Regions from separate parts of the Mus musculus genome. Here all the other regions are linked to region 3. A link is a contact called in ENCODE Hi-C or POLR2A ChIA-PET data. All regions are on one chromosome and are shown on one strand. Each heading gives the region's core, a stretch centred on a gene start or an enhancer-like site at or near the end of the contact. The rest is flanking DNA. Distances are from core to core; before and after follow the strand shown.

Evidence for each region. A loop is a pair of places that touch in the nucleus more often than their neighbours do. ChIA-PET counts read pairs that join two places held with the same protein, here RNA polymerase II (POLR2A).
Region 1: a loop to region 3 is called in a map of left cerebral cortex, with 2.5 times the contacts of the local background. The contact joins the promoter of Slc35a1 here to the promoter of Cfap206 in region 3. A Hi-C loop is called at or near these places in 1 of 37 maps with a recorded cell type or tissue (left cerebral cortex). POLR2A ChIA-PET finds 5 or more read pairs at or near these places in 1 of 5 experiments (embryonic stem cell).
Region 2: a loop to region 3 is called in a map of heart, with 2.1 times the contacts of the local background. The contact joins the promoter of Smim8 here to the promoter of Cfap206 in region 3. A Hi-C loop is called at or near these places in 2 of 37 maps with a recorded cell type or tissue (both heart). POLR2A ChIA-PET finds 5 or more read pairs at or near these places in 2 of 5 experiments (both embryonic stem cell).

The regions. Positions count from the first base shown.
Region 1 is chr4:34,685,631-34,689,224 of GRCm38, reverse strand. Slc35a1 (solute carrier family 35 (CMP-sialic acid transporter), member 1) reads left to right here and starts at 1,787. Exons shown (of 8, transcript NM_011895.3): 1 at 1,787-1,981. The coding sequence starts at 1,966. Cfap206 (cilia and flagella associated protein 206) reads left to right here. Exons shown (of 13, transcript NM_001347062.1): 13 at 211-651. The coding sequence ends at 441.
Region 2 is chr4:34,776,150-34,779,976 of GRCm38, reverse strand. It overlaps Smim8 (small integral membrane protein 8), which reads left to right and starts at 1,611. Exons shown (of 3, transcript NM_001330757.1): 1 at 1,611-1,698.
Region 3 is chr4:34,728,056-34,731,819 of GRCm38, reverse strand. Cfap206 (cilia and flagella associated protein 206) reads left to right here and starts at 1,614. Exons shown (of 13, transcript NM_001347062.1): 1 at 1,614-1,760; 2 at 2,912-3,024. The coding sequence starts at 2,917.

The sequences.
Region 1 (3,594 bases), core at 538-3,037, 43 kb after region 3:
TGCAATCATACCATACACATCCTCCTCCTCCCCCTCCTCCCCACCCTCCTCCCCACCCTCAGCCTCCCTGTCATCATCCATCCTCACCATCATAGAAAAATGCATTATTTATTTGTGAAATGGAAAGTTAATAGGCAAACATTAACTAAATGCCTGATTTTTTACATTTTTTTAGAGAAACATTATTCCCTATGTTCTCTTTCTACCTAGGCTAATTTGCGCCAGAAAATTACTCACTCCGTCCAGACTGACCTTAGCCACATGAGAAGAGATAACACCTCACAGGTGTACCCTTTGAAAGAGGCTAGCACCCAGTCCAAGAGAGAAGGCAGCAGCCGAGTGCCCAGGCCCCAGATTTTCATAGCTGGCCTTCGTGGGGGACAAAGCAAAACAACCTATGGGGTGAAGGTGAACTTAACCAGAGCGGTGGACGAAACCTAGAGATGGACGTTTACAGGAAGCTGCTCCTTAGTGGCACGGATGGAGGGTTTAAAGTGCTGTGCGTGTATAAAGCTCATTTGCGGGGCTGGCACAGTCACTGGTTGTGTGACTGTGCACTAGGGCACCGTATCCTGCCTGACTGTTATGCAAATCTAAAAGCAGTTTCTGTAGTACATTTTTCGTTTTATTAAAATTGACAAGTAAAACTCTGTCCGCGTATTTGTTTTATATTTTAGACAAAGTTTACAGCATTAAGATTGACATTGCAATGCCAGCTAGATAGTAGTATGCTTATCACTGGAATAGAGGCTGCTTCTAAAACCCTACAAAATGTTAAGCCCTGACACTCTGAAACACAACGCTCTGCTTCATTGCTATTTAGTGATAACAGATTTCTATATCATGAGCCTTGCTATCTGGAACAAGTGAAGCCTACATTCATATGCTGCCTTTTAAAAGCCAGAGAATTGATATTTATATTTGAATTTTGGGCTCATTGAAAAAAATCAGAATGTCTGATAAGACTGGCTGGCATTCCAGCTTGATCCTTTTATGCTCTGTTGTCTGCCTCAGAGCCCGCTGTGGCTTAAGCGCTTCCCACTTCCCACTCTGCGGCCTTATTTGGCTCATAAGCAGTTGGGTTTTCAGGTCCTGAGAATTCCAACTTTTTAGAGGTATAGTTTTTTTTTTTTCCTTTTCCATTTTTTATTAGGTATTTAGCTCATTTACATTTCCAATGCTATACCAAAAGTCCCCCATACCCACCCACCCCCACTCCCCTACCCACCCACTCCCCCTTTTTGGCCCTGGCGTTCCCCTGTACTGGGGCATATAAAGTTTACGTGTCCAATGGGCCTCTCTTTCCAGTGATGGCCGATTAGGCCATCTTTTGATACATATGCAGCTAGAGTCAAGAGCTCCGGGGTACTGGTTAGTTCATAATGTTGTTCCACCCGGGGTTATTTTCTAATAACATCCTCTAGTCACAGTAACCATTAGAGCGGTTGAAGTGCCTGTTAATACAATCTAATTTTTCTGAGGTCTTTTTGCTGCCTGAAGTTACCAAGTTAAGCTAGACAGTGACAGTAAGGATGATGAAGACAGACACAGTACTTCCGAGCAGTATGTAATATATACTAAATTTATCCAAGAGGTAACCATGGAAGGCCGTGATGGAGTTGAAAGTTATAAAAGTCCGAGTTCTCGGAGCCTCTCTAACGGTCTTCACACAAAGGAATAATCGAGAGCATTTCAGAATCCTTCTTGCGGGGCCCATCCTCTCGGAGGGGCTGGTCTCTAGAAGGAAACGCTCGGCCACCTTGACTCCGCCCCCCCTCGGTCGACCGGAAGCTGCGGTTTTCCGAGCCCCCGCAGGACCGAGTCTCCCAGACTTGTCGCTCCGCACGCCGCGCGGCTTCCGCCGTAGCCCCCGCTTCCTCCTCGCGCGTGTGGTGCGGCGGGCTCTCTAGGCCGGTGCGTCTCTATGGCCGCAGGGGCGTCAGTTCCGCAGACTCTCTCGGCACCATGGCTCCGGCGAGAGGTGAGGCCGGGCTGCGGGCGGTCGCTAGGGAACGGCGGCCCGGGGTGTGCTGGCCGGGCCGGCTCTGGGGGCCGAGCCCTCCCTGCAGGGAGCGGCAGCGGGCTGCACCCGCACACCGGTGCAGTGAGCCGCCCGGGCGCCGGCCAGGTCCCTGCCTGGAGCGAGGCTGTGGTTCGGAGCCCTGGGCTTGAGGGCGCGCGCTGCTCCTCCCGATGGCGAGCCGTCTGGCCAGGGCTGTGGTGGCTGTCCTTTCAGGTTTTACGTAAGCTGGCCCCAAGGCTGAGGTTTTATTCTATAGCACTGTGGCTAGGACAGGCCAAAAGGCGGTGACGATTTTGTATTTATTTATTTTTAAAGCAGGAACCAACACTACATGGTCTCATTCTATAGCCCACGTTGGCTTCAAACTCGGGGAGATTTTCCTGCCTCAGTTTTACAAGCGCTGGGATTAGTGGTCTGTGCCCTCATGCCTGGCGACAACGTCGCTTTTTTTTTTTTTTTTAATTTTGTTTGTTTGTTTTTGTTTTTTCACCATTTCCCCAATGAGCACTGGCTTTAAGTCTAAATAAATGTTGGACAAGCATTTAAAGAATATCCTTTTGCGTGGATGTGAAATTATTTATCTTTGGGGGAGGGGATTTGACATTTAACATCAGGCGCCATGTAAGTTTTCTGTGGTGGTGGATTGTCCCATATCAGATAAGTCCTGTAGCATCCGGGAAGAGGGTAATAGGAAAAGTAGGGCGATTGACAAATGAACACTTAAAAGATGCAGCAGGCAGATCGGTACCCGCAAGGGTTGTTTACAGATTTAGACTTCTTGCCAGCACATACGTTGTTACATTTGGGTGTGTTGCACTTTTTTATCCTAATGAAATACAGTTTCTATACCTCCTTACATAGAGTCATCTTAACGATTACTCACCTGCTACTTCCTGCTATGTCCAAGCTTTCAGGTATGACAGTAATAGTCCCCCTAAAATGTAACTGGAAAACAAAAGGATAACTCCAGACTGACTCTTCTGGGGGATATTCTCCACCCAGAAACAAATGCCGTGGAAGGTAACAGATTCTCCACAAAGGGGGTGCTGGATGATCAGTGGGCCAGGTTTCTAGTTAATGGCGTGATATGATTTGAATTCTTAGGATAGTTTAAAGTAGCTGCGTACCATGAATATTTATATTACCTGGGAACGTTGACATTCCTAATCAATGAAGTTTCATCCTGGAAAATGAAGAATTGTAGAAGAAATGTTTTGATCTTATGGTAAACTGAAATGTAAGTGGAAATCATGGTTACAAGGATTGGTTTTAAAAGTTGAAATGTGCTTCTAAAGTGGTATTACAGACCAAAGTCATCTATGTTTTATAGTATCCAAACTTAGACTTTTCTACTTTGATTAGTAATTATTTTCAAGAATTACATTTGCAGACCTTTTCATTATGGGTGTCTTAAACAAAACAAAACAAAACACCATGATATGGCTTATGCCTATTAATCCCAGCACTTAGGAGGCAGAGGCATGCAGAACTGTATCAAGGTCAGCTTGCTCTACATAGCAAGTACCAGGCCAGCCAGAGCTACATAGAGAGACCCTGTCTCAAGGAAAGGA
Region 2 (3,827 bases), core at 362-2,861, 48 kb before region 3:
TAAGTGCCTTCTAAGACCAAATCTTATCACTGCTAATGCTCAAGGAGAGCCAGAACATGAAAGAAGATCTTCCAGGGCTGGCCCTGGGCAGGTTCACAATTGTCTTTAACTCTAGTTCAGGAATTCCATGCCCTCTTCTGCCTCCAAAGGCATCAGATAGAAAACTCACGCATAGACATATATAAACAACATATATATATATATATATATGATACTACCCGAAATAAATCACAAGGACTGTTAATCCCACAAGGCAAGAATAAGACTACTATCACAATTTTTGAGCTAAGCAGGCTTTATTAAATACTGGCCAGGACAAGGGACACTGCCCAAGGCCATATCCAGGAATCCCAGAGTAACAAATTACATTAGTCAGAAGCGTATACAATCAAAACTGACAAGGCTATATACATCCCACTTTTATGTAATCAGGGGCAAGTATACATCCTGACATATTTCCTGCCTACACCTCCCACCTATGTGTGCACATCCTGTGCAGCTGAGACAACCAGCCTTGTTTACAGAAGTGAAAACAAGTGGCTTGTTGTCTTACAGGAGCAACAGCTCCCAGCATTCCAAGAAGCTATCTGTTCTTGCCAAGAGGGGCTTACAGTTTAGAGACATTTCTGTTTTATGCCTAAAGCACACAATAATTTAAACTTAAAATATACCTTTAGCCTTCACAGGACAACTCAGGAGTCAGGATGGGAGGCCATAGAAAAGAGAGAGTAGGATTGGTTTTGAAAATTACCACAAACAATGTTCACATTTGTCAACTGATAATCCATTAATTATATCATATACTTTGGCTTGATGTCCTCGTAAAATAAGGCTAGGACTTATATTACTTAAAAAAAAAAAACCCGTGTTTGAGAAAATACTGATAATGTATGATTTTTGAAATTAAATATAAGCGAACTATTAATATCTATGTGAAAAACAAAATCGTCAGTGCTATCAGAGATCCCGTGAGAAGTCTCTTTAACCCCTGGAGATCTAATTTGGGAAACTCTGATTAGTAATCTCTGATCAATTTGAATGTGTTTTTTTTTTTTTTTTTTTACACAAGTGATGGTAGATGATCCCTGTCTCAGAACGGCTAGACTGACCACAGTCCCGGTTCTAAAGACTCGAACCCTTCACCACCACATGTAAAACTTCTAATTCCAGTCCCTTTTCTCTTAAAGCTCTTCTGCCACACCACTGCTCAACTAAAAGCACCCTATAAAGCCCCAGACTCCTTTTTGGCGATACTGCACTTCCTTCTCTTGGAGGCAGCTGGATTCTAGCCTGAATCTTTCCATTTCCATTAAGTGCCATTAGGTCCCATTTCCAATTCTGGATATCTCTTTATATAAATATACATGAAACCCACGAAACGAAAGCTTATTTGAATGTGAGAGGCTGAAAGTCAAAGGCCCCAAGAAATCAAACCAGACTGCTCATCTGGGTTCCAAAGCCAAGGGCTCCTGCAGTTCCAATGCCAGGGCTCGGCCCGGACCCCTGCTCTACGGCCTCCGGAGCATAGATGGCGCTGTGGTGCGGCTCTTAGAGCCCCGGCGGGAACGCGCACTGGTTGGGCGCGCACCGGGCGAACCGGAAGGAAAGTCCAGCAGCGGGCGTTCGCACGGGACGCCGGAAGTCTCTGAGCCTGGCGGCGTCCGAGCTGAAGCTTCCCCGGCTTCCCAATTGCCCAAGGTCAGGCTCCGCCAGCCCTCGAAGGGGAGGGTTGTGGTTTGCAGAAGATGCTAGGGTAGGTTGCCGGGAAGCCTGCCCGCCGACCACACAAGTTTTCACACTTGTTTATGAAGATTTATACTGAGCTCCGTAGGAGCCTGGGTATCTGACCGCGGTCTGAAAAGCTTTACAGCCTTCAGGTCCTTGCCACAGTGACACTCTTTCCCCAATCCATGAGTGGGGTAAATTACGAGGTGGAAAGTGGGTTTTGTGTGTGGTGTTTTTCTTTTTTCACTTTAAAGTTATATTTTACAGTAAAAACGATAGAGTTTATTTTTTAAAATCTAAGCGATCTCATTTCCCCACTGTGAGACAGGGGGCTGGCTGTCTTGGAACTCGTTCTGTAGACAAAGCTGGCCTGGAGCTCAGAGAGATCCGCCTGCCTCTGCCTCTCTAGTGCTGGGCTTATCTTAGGGTCCTGCGTCTGGTAGTACTTTATAAATGCAAAACACTTTCCTCAAAAATCAGTTTTGGAAAAAGATGCTGATGGAATAGGAGTCCACTACAATGGGAAGAATTGGATTATCCTACCCTAGTAGTGAAAAGGCATCGAAGGTAGGAAGGTTGCACACTATCTGTAGGATGACCGCTATTTTGTTAACATCTTTCCTTTTAAGAATGTTAACAATGTTAAATACACATCTGTAATATTGCAGTGTATAATATCATTCCTTTTATTAAGGTGGAATCAGAGTTGTCACTTACTCAAAAAAAAAAAAAAAAATTCCTTTAGAAGCACCAGAGTTGAGATTAAGCTTACTTAGTTCCCTCAAGCTATAAAGCCCTGATTCTTTCTCAAAGTTTCTCATATTAATCTAAACTATTGAAGGTGTCCTACTCCGGACTTTTACTTTCTTAAGCACTAAAAGAGTATAGTATGTGAAACATAATAACAAGAGTATCTATACTATCGTTGAATGTTTGGTCCATTTGAGGCAGTTCTCTATATATTTGAAAATAGAGTGCTTTTCCTAAACCAGTTCTCATTGTTTATATCTTCATACTTCCCCATACAATATAATATAGGTAGCTATGCCAATCTTGTTCTAGTGAATTTGGTGTGTACAGACACGGATAGTTCATTCGTTCACATGCACACATGTGCAGTATGTGTGTAGAAGCCAGAGGTCAGCCTGATGATGTTCCTCAAGGGCCACGTACCTTGTTTTCTGAGACAGAGTTTCTCACTGGGACCTGGGACTTACTGATCCCAAAGGGCTGACTGGTCAGAGAGCCCCAGAGATGAGCCTGCCTCCCCCACCCCAGCACTGGGAGTTTTATGGACATACCACAGCCTGGGTTTTATATGATGCTGGGGATTGATGCAGGCCCTCAGCACTGCTAATTAGTAACAATATATCGTCTGACAGTTATCAAGTGTTTATATAATGAGCTTCAGTGTTTTCTCCCTCATTGCCCACGAGTCCACCAGTCCAACCTCTTCTTCCCAACAGGCCCCTCTTTCCTCCCTCCCCCCTAACCTCCCTGTGTGCATAAAGTTATCTACCAGAGCAAGAACAGTTTATCAATGGGTATACCACTGAGGGAGATGGCACGTTCTCACTAGTTAACTGCTAATAGTTCCTCAGGGAGGAGTGGGGTCTGGTGCTTATTTTGTGTGAATAAGTATTTGTCTGTGTGTGTATATATATGCACCATGTGCGTGTCTGGTACCCATGGAGGCCAGGAGAGAGCATTGGACCCCTGGAACTAGAATTGCAGGCAGTTGTAGCCACCATGTGGGCTCTGGGAACTGTCCCTAGTCTTCTACAAGGGAAACAAGTATTTTTAACTGCTAGGCTGTCTCTTTAGCCTAACTAGTAAGTTTTCAAGTGTTGCTTCTCAAATATATTGTGGATCATCCCTCTAAATATTAATTTTGGTACAGTAGAGGAGGAAACACATACACACATTAAAAGATGGCTAGCCCTGACTTTGTTTGGACTTCTATATTGTGTCATGATTTCATAGACCTGCTCTTTTGTCTTGAGGTATACCCTTTCCCCGCACAAGGAAGAAAGGCAGAGCAAAATAAAAAACATCCTATTATAGAGCAACATATGACATAAGTGTAGCTTATCATTTTAAAC
Region 3 (3,764 bases), core at 365-2,864:
GGGAATTCCGGGGCCAGGAATTGGGAGTGGGCAGTTTGGTGAGTGGGGGGGTGGGGGGTGTGGGGGGAGGGATAGGGGATTTTCAGAGGGGAAAGCAGGAAAGGGGATAGCATTTGAAATGTAAATAAAGAAAATATCCAATAAAAAAGTACATTACACTTACCCAACAAATATTGAAAGCTTCAAAAATTATTATTTTATTTTACATGTATGGGTGTTTTGCCTGAGTGTATGTCTACAGGCCACTGGCATGCCTGGTATATGCAGAGGCCAGAAGGAGTTGACTCTCAGGAACTGGAGTTACAGACAGCTGTAAACCTCCATGTGGGTGTTGGGATTCAAACCCAGTCCTCTGGAATACCAGTCAGTTCCCTTAACCTCTGAGCCATATCTCCAACCCTGCAACAAACATTTTTAGGTACTGTACTGGCTAGTTTTGTGTCAACTTGACACAGCTGGAGTTATCACAGAGAAAGGAGCTTCAGTTGAGGAAATGCCTCCATGAGATCCAGCTGAAAGGCATTTTCTCAATTAGTGATCAAGGGGGAAAGGCCCCTTGTGGGTGGGACCATCTCTGGGCTGGTAATCTTGGGTTCTATAAGAAAGCAGGCTGAGCAAGCCAGGGGAAGCAAGCCAGTAAGGAACATCTCTCCATGGCATTTGCATCAGCTCCTGCTTCCTGACCTGCTTGAGTTCCAGTCCTGACTTCCTTGGTGATGAACAGCAGTATGGAAGTGTAAGCTGAATAAACCCTTTCCTCCCCAACTTGCTTCTTGGTCATGATGTTTGTGCAGGAATAGAAACCCTGACTAAGACAGGTACCAAAAACACCATCATTGACCCAGCATGGTGGCACACAGCCAGTGTTTGGAAGGCTGAGGCAGGTAGAACTCTGTGAATTCAAGATCAGCCTGGTCTACATGTTCAATTCCAGACCATTCAAGACTACATAGTTTTACCCTCTCTCAAGAAAACAAACAAAAATTATTATCCCCAATTCCAAACGCACAGGTTTCCTTACTTGCATCTTAGAGGTGGTGGGGGTAGATAGTTTCTTACTATACAGTGTAGGGTGTCTTAAAACTCTGCATTTTCCTATCTCTGCATCCCAAGGGCTGGGACTTTGAGCCTACACTACTATACCTGGTGTGAAAAAACTTCCTAAATGAAAAGTTTTACTATGGCCTTTTGGAACATCAGGATAAAGACTTCCTTTCAGAAACAGAACATGAAAGCATTCTTTTGATAAAACTATAAACTTTGAATTCCAAGAACCCCAGGCTTTCTCATTCTCTTCAAAAGATATATTTTCCATGTTTTCACACTATCAACATGAACAACGTCTGCACATCAAACCTTTGTTTTAGAATTCATGTATCATTGTCTTAAAACTGAGGTGTAGCGAAAGTGCCTTTGCCGCCTGGGACTTGAGTTCTTGTCTCTTGGGAGGCTGAGGGAGAACCCTACACCCCTCTTCTCAAGGTCCCAGAGGACCCATTCCAGCCGCCCTTCCCGCCCTCCTCTGTCCGCCCCGCCCTCTGGCCACACCCCATAGCCAGACCCCGCCCCAAGCCTCTGGCGTCGCGTTCCGTTTCCACGGTTACGCGACTGCCGCTTAGGATCTGGGGCTGGCCGGGAGAGCCGCGGCCGGTTGGCGTTCCGGCCAAGCCCAGCGCCCAGGGAGCTCCAGGCCGTTAAGTCGCGGGTGTACCGGCGAGAAGACGGACGTCGGACGGCTACAGAACTAGTGCTGGTAGTAGGTAACCTACAGGGTGGGTGGGCAGGCATCTCGCTCTGTGCAAGCGCGCAGGATGGAGCGGGGTCAACCTGGCTGTGTGGCCGGCAGGTCTGACGTCCCCACAGATATGCTCGCTGATGGCTGGCATTGCTTGGCCAAGCTGCGAACTTTTCTAACCACAGTAGACTCTAAGTTCAGGAGAAGGTGATAACAGCACGCCTTTTTCAGATGAGGAAATTGGCTTCCAAGGAGGCGAGGTACTTGTCTCTCCTGACGATGTGGTTGGACCTTTGATAGTCCAGTTCTGCATTTCCCATCTCTCAGAGCACTCCTGGCTTTGTTTCCTTTTACCTGCACGCTCCCCTGGGCTGTTGCTGATACTCAGGAAAATCGGGAGCCCTGACTTAAATACCACTCTTCCTTAGTTTATAATAGATGAGAGTAACAGCTAGGAGTTCTTTTTCAGAGGTTCATAGCTCTCACGTTTTCATTATTTACTTTTTATGTTTTTGTTAGAGTCCGGAATCCCAAGGATGGAATAATCCGAGAAAAAAAATTTCTTAGAGTTATGAAATTGTATTACAGTTCTGAAAGATCCGTTAGTGGATGTATTGATTAGCACTTTCTTTTACAAGCTGTAGTCCTGCTGCCTACGCAGGGGCTTGTTTTTTTGTTTTTTGTTTTTTGTTGTTTTTCTTTTCTTTTTTCTTTTTTTCACCCAAATTCTCCTAAGCTTGCTTTTGTTTGTTTGTTTGTTTGTTTGTTTATTTATTTATCTTTTTGTAATTTTTTTATGAGACTGGGTCTCACTTCATAGCCCTGGCTCACTCACTCACTATGTAGACCAGGCTAGACTCATAGAAATCTATTTGCATCTGCCTCCTAAGTACTGGGATTTAACACATGTGCCATCATCCCTAACTAATTTTTTTAATGTCACAATATATATTTTTGAGGGTGGCATGATTTAAATTCAGGGAAAATCCCAGTTACTCTCTGTCATTAGCGTCATTTAAAGTGAAAAAAAAAATCCAGGAGGAAACAAGATTATAATTAAAAACTTAAATAGTAATAACTCAGTAGACAGTGTGGATATTCCAGATCTAATAATGGAATCTAACCAGGAAAAGTGCATAAATGAAATTACTAAAAGAAAATTATTGCTTCATTTAGCCACAATGCCTCCCACTCAAGCAGAAAGTGTGATAAAGAATATCATACGAGAAATAGGACAAGAATGTGCAGCCCACGGAGAGATCGCTTCAGAGACGGTGGTTGCTTTTATGGTAAGGTCGATTAGTTTTGCAAGTCATTGTGTTGTAAACAAATTTTAAACTGTGATATCCAGTTTTTGTTTTTGTTTTGTTTTGTTTTGTTTTGTTTTGTTTTGTTTTGTTTTTCTTAAAAATTCTTGGGAGCGGGGCTGGAGAGATGGCTCAGTGGTTAAGAGCACTGACTGCTCTTCTAGAGGTCCTGAGTTCCGTTCCCAGCAACCACATGGTGGCTCACAGCCATCTGTAATGGGATCTGATGCTCTCTTCTGCTGTGTCTGAAGACAGCTACAGTGTACTCATATAAGTAAAATAAATAAATCTTAAAAAAAAATCCTTAGGCGTTTTCCTGATGCTTTTTATTTGAAAACATTGAGGTCGTCAGATGACTTAGTAAAAGGCATCTTTTCAGAGTCTGCAAAGCGTCTTTCGTGACGGATTTAGGAGATCCCGTGACCCTTAGAAACCTCAGTAGTATTCTGCTGTGAAGTTTTTAACCTGTCCTTTTGTTCAAATGCGCGTTGTAAAAGTTACTCCTTGCTTTGGTTTCTGTGCTACTCCTTGGTTAACAACACATAAAGAGAACACGAGATACAGTTTCCTGCTCTGAAACGGCAACTGTTGCTTTCAGCCTCTTTGCCATGTATTTTTTTCTAACCCATATTCAAGTTTGATGTTGTTTTCTGTCTTCAGCCTGTAAGGAAAGCATGAAAGAGAGAGAGTGGTAAGAAAACTAGCTGAACATCAAGGAAACT